Linked DNA regions of Homo sapiens: region 2 is linked to region 1. A link is an interaction called in ENCODE POLR2A ChIA-PET data of the cell type or tissue named here. Cell type or tissue: Panc1. All regions are shown on one strand.

What was found. ChIA-PET counts read pairs that join two places held together with the same protein. Peaks named below come from ENCODE experiments on the same cell type or tissue, not always from the same donor. Only the 100,000 strongest peaks of a DNase experiment are listed, where the experiment ranks them.
Region 2: POLR2A ChIA-PET joins it to region 1 with 10 read pairs; 2 of 35 experiments call an interaction of 5 or more read pairs at or near these places.

Annotation. Positions count from the first base shown.
Region 1 is chr10:122,062,023-122,064,522 of GRCh38, forward strand. All of the region lies in intron 3 of TACC2 (transforming acidic coiled-coil containing protein 2), which reads left to right. Among named protein-coding and RNA genes, the nearest start is that of TACC2, 74 kb to the left of the region's middle. RefSeq lists enhancers at 1,212-1,506, 1,232-1,526. In Panc1, no CTCF peak of the experiment used is centred here; a DNase peak (open chromatin) is centred at 1,379; H3K27ac peaks cover 2,298 bases.
Region 2 is chr10:122,377,457-122,379,956 of GRCh38, forward strand. The region is part of intron 1 of PLEKHA1 (pleckstrin homology domain containing A1); the gene reads left to right. Among named protein-coding and RNA genes, the nearest start is that of PLEKHA1, 4.0 kb to the left of the region's middle. In Panc1, no CTCF peak of the experiment used is centred here; no DNase peak of the experiment used is centred here; H3K4me3 peaks cover 303 bases; H3K27ac peaks cover 774 bases.

The DNA.
Region 1 (2,500 bases):
GGCTTTTTTTTTTTTTTTTTTTTTTTTTGAGACGGAGTCTCGCTCTGTCACCCAGGCTGGAGTGCAGTGGCACCATCTCCGCTCACTGCAAGCTCCGCCTCCCTGGGTTCACTCCATTCTCTGCCTCAGCCTCCTGAGTAGCTGGGACTACAGGTGCCCGCCACCACGCCTGGCTAATTTTTTGTATTTTTTAGTAGAGACGGGGTTTTACTGTGTTAGCCAGGATGGTCTCAATCTCCTGACCTTGTGATCTGCCCGCCTCGGCCTCCCAAAGTGCTGGGATTACAGGCGTGAGCCACCACGCCTGGAGTTTCACTCTTGTTGCCCAGTCTGGAGTACAATGACGCCATCTTGGCTAACCACAACCTCCACCTCCCGGGTTCAAGTGATTCTGCCTCGGCCTCCGGAGTAGCTGGGATTACAGGCATGCGCCACCACGTCCGGCTAATTTTGAATTTTTTTTTTTTTTTTAGTAGAGACAGGGTTTCTCCATATTGGTCAGGCTGGTCTCGAACTCCCGACCTTAGGTGATCCACCTGCCTCGGCCTCCCAAAGTGCTGGGATTACAAGCATGAGCTACTGTGCCAGGCCCAGAGCTTCTTTACATCTGGGAGATAGGAGGTGTAGCATAATATTAAGCTCAACCTCTTGGCTTTTTCAGAAGACAAACTCCTAGTTAGAACAAAAACATCTTTGGTGTGGATAGCAGCAACTATGGGGAAGGGTTTAGAAAGATGGTTTGAAAAAATGAACTAAATGGGCTTTAAATGGAAGGCCAGGATGTTTCTTACTCCTCCGTTTCACTGTCATTTGTGGAATCGGTCTGCTGCAGGCTGGGCATTGGGCCTAGGGCTACACACATCACCTCACCCGGCAGCTCTGTGTGGATGGCTGTAGATGACCCAAGGGGGCCTTATGAGGAAATCAGGGCTCAGAGAGGTTAAGGAACTTGTTCTAGGTCACACAGACAGAATGTGGCAGGGCGGGGACTAGAACCGAGGCTGGTTTGATCCACCTGAAACCCAGACTCGTAACTGACTCTCACAGGTGTCTGAAGTGTTTGTGTTCTGGTCTCCATATTAGAAAGTGAACCTTGGTCAATCCTTAACATTTAGTTTTCCTATAAACAGGGTCAGTTCTTAGCAGAAAAAAGAAAAATCAGAAAGATCTAAGCTGTGTTTTGCACATCGGCCCGGGCCAGCTCTTACAGACAGAGCCCTGTATTTCCCAGGCGGCCTGCTCTGTTCCTTCCAAACTTGGGAGGACTCTAAGATCAATTCCCAGGCTCCTGCCCAGCCAGGGTGTGTCGGGCAGAGCGCAGAGCAGCCTCCGCCCCTCCTTGTCCTGCTTCTGACTCATTATTTATCTTTGGCAGGAAGTAAACACAGAAAGGAGAGTGGGAGGGAGAGGAGGAGTGAGCTCCTGACTTTTGACGCTGGCTGAAAAGGAAGATCATGTGCTGAATTAGGTGTGTGTCTGTTTTCTGCTCCTCTGGTTTCAACAGAGCATTTGAGGCTTTAAACAACAGGGGAAGAGGAGTATTTTTCCATTAGGAGATAATACCCATTTATTGTAGCAACTTGGAACATAGCGAAGAGTGCAGAGTGGAGAGGAAAAAATCACCAATGCTCCTACCATATGCAGACAATGGCTTTCAAAATATTAGTGTTTTCCTCACACTCTTCTTTTTTCTAGTTCTTTTCTTTATTGATTGTGAGATAGCTATATTTTGTTAGGTGGTATATTAAGTGTGCATATATATTATAAAAACATATTCAAATTATATATTATACATATATATTATATAATACACACACACACACACACACACACACCCTTAAAGAAATGTGTGTGTGTGGTCAGGCGTGGTGGCTCACTCTTGTAACCCCAGCACTTTGGGAGGCCGAGGCAGGTGGATCACTTGAGGTCAGGAGTTTGAGACCAGCCTGGCCAACATGGTGAAACCCCGTCTCTACTAAAAATACAAAAATTAGCCGGGCGCGGTGGTGTATGCCTGTGGTCCCAGCTACTTGGGAGGCTGAGGCAGAAGAATCGCTTGAACCCAGGAGGCAGAGGTTGGAGTGAGCCAAGATCATGCCACTGCACTCCAGCTTGGGTGACAGAGCGAGACTCTGTCTCAAACAACAACAAAAAGTGTGTGTGTGTGTATATAATTTTTATATATGTATATGCACTTTAAAAATAATTAATAGGCTATTTTCAGAACAGTTTTAGGTTACCGAAAAATCGTGTAGCTATTACAAAAGAGTTCCCATGCACACTTCCCTCCTCCATACAGTTTCCCCTATTATTAACACCTCACATTAATGTGGTATATTTGTTTCAACTAATGGGCCAATATTGATACATTATTATTAACTAAAGTCTATACAGTAAGTTCTCCCTCAGTGTCATTAATATGTTCTTAGAAACTGCAATTTTAAGTGAAATGATGTATAATGAGACCAGTCTTTTTGTCATCATTTTACTGAAACTACAT
Region 2 (2,500 bases), 320 kb after region 1:
AATATTAAGATTTGGTTTTAGGTTTTTTGACCATTTGTGAGTACACATCCAGCATTTAAGAATTTATTGACATGGTGTCTGAAAGGAATGCTTTCAGAAAGGGCAGAAAACTTGGTAGCTTTAGATGATTGTTTATAATGCTTAATTATTTTTAGAAACATAAAAATATGGGATGTTTTTATGTAAACATAAAGCATCCTGTTATTTGTTATAGCACTAGAACTCTCTTACACTTACTGAGCAATATTAAACCATTTGACCCTAAGTAACTTTTTTTCTTGTGGGTACTGTCTAATAAGGGATATGTGAGTTTGTGATTCCTAGAAGATGCTTAAGCAAACATATGTTTGCTATTTATTTTAGTAAGCCTTTTAATTAGTTGAATTGATAATATTCAGGAAGATAGGGTTTTTGGGATTTTATAAGCTTTCTTTGAACTGGAATTTCTGTTGGATATAAAAGAAAATTAGTCATTTAAGATTTTTTTAAGTTAAATAAGTTTTAGAGCAAAATATTGTTTCCTACATGGAACTCTTACCAGGCTTGTCAGTCTGATAGCTTTATTCTCCAGAAAGTTGTGGTTTTTAGCCCTTTAGGCAGCCTAGCCTTTTATGGTTTAACCATTGAACTCTAGATTCTGGATTGAATTTAACCTCTTGAAGGAAAAGACGATCACAGGCACTAGAATTGGAAGTGATGTCAGAGGGCTTCTAATGTAGCATCTTACCCGGTACAGTAAATCCCTCCTGAGAATTTCCATGTCAGGTGTTCCCTCCCATTATTAAGGATGAGAATGCTATTGCATATGTCATCAGGTTATTCAGCAGTCCAAGCTTACTGAGAACAAACACAAGAGTTTTAATGAGTTTTAATTTTCACTATTCACTGCCTTTAACTGTATTTTGTAGGCTCTTTCCCACCCCCCTGTCCCCCACCCCCCATAACATCATGGGTAAATGATAGCTTTTCTGTCATTTACAGTTATCAAAAAGCTCTAGGCTGGGCTCAGTGGCTCATGCCTGTAATCCCAGCACTTCAGAAAGCCGAGGTGGGAGGATAGCTTGAGCCCAGGAGTTTGAGACCAGCCTGGGCAACATGACGAAACCTTGTCTCTACAGAAAATAGAAAAATCAGCCGGGCGTGGTGGCATGTGCCTGTAGTCCCAGCTAGTTGGGAGGCTGTTGTAGGAGGATCCCTTGAGCCTGGGAGGCAGAGGTTCCAGTGAACAGAGACTGTGCTGTGGCACTCCAGCCTGGGTGACAGGAGAGTGAGACCCTGTCTCCAAAAAAAAAAAAAAAACAGAAAAACAAAAACAAAAAATTGCAGTCTATTCCAGTTTGAACATTCAATCTCATATATATTCAATTTAAAGGTTTTTTTTCCCTTCCTTACCCTGTGGTCAGGCCACTTACTTACTGAAGCACTTGGGGTATGGACGGCTTGTGGTAAGCTCCTGGGATACTTCTTTCCTTTCCCTCTTAAGGGATCTATTTGGATACAAATGTGTCAAGAAGAGAAGTAGAAAAAGACAAGTGTTTGTTATCTGGTGCTATTAGAGTCCTCTCTTGATTAACAGTGGCAGGCCATTGCAGTCTACTAATAGGCAACCAAACTGGCATTTTTGGTGAGATCTTGCAGGGAGACTCCTGCTGCACAGTTTCTGGGTATGAAATTTTCTGTAGCTAAACCTTTTCCAACCTACACACCCATCTGCTTGCTCCCATCCTGTCAGTTTACCCACTGGTTACGTGAATGTGTGTGAGTCGGGGTGGAGATCTTTTCTCTCTGCAGCGAGATATTTTGATAATGGCAAAACAACTTCAATCCAGGTACGCTGTGGTTTCTATTCAACCCACTGGAAACTCACTTCCTTGTGATGTCGAATAGTGGCATACAGACTACTTAAGTCTGCCTTCTTTCTGTGCCCTGCCATTTCTCATCAATTCTCTTTGTCCCCCTTTTCAAGTAGACACATGGGGTCAGTCACTCAGTCTGCTGCATAAGCAGATGTGGAACTGGAGAATGGGATGCAAGTCTGTTCTAGGCTCCTCTGATCTTCATGAGTGATTTCTGTTAGAGGCCCCTGCCACTGTTTTGGTGAAGACCTCCTTCTTTTCCCTGCGTTCTCCCTGAAGACTTACAGTTCTTTCCCTCTCTTCTGTCAACTGCTCTTGCAGAGTGGAAGGATGGTGCTGATTAGGGTGCCAGAGCCATGCCTGACTCTACAGATATTTGATCCTCTATGTCTATATATCCTCAGCTTTGTGTTTGTCAGTGATTGTGGGGCAACAGGACTAGTCCCACTCGACATGTTTTAACAAATAATAGTGAAGTCTTGTGGGCCTGTTGAGGTCTCACTGTACAGAATTTAATTTTTCTTTGCTTTTTCTTATATCACTCAGGCTGTTTCTGTGTTTTGCCTTATTTTTTGGCTTCCTGGTTCCTGACTGATGAGGTGTTAACTGTAATTATGTTAATTTATGACTGATTTGTAAGATCT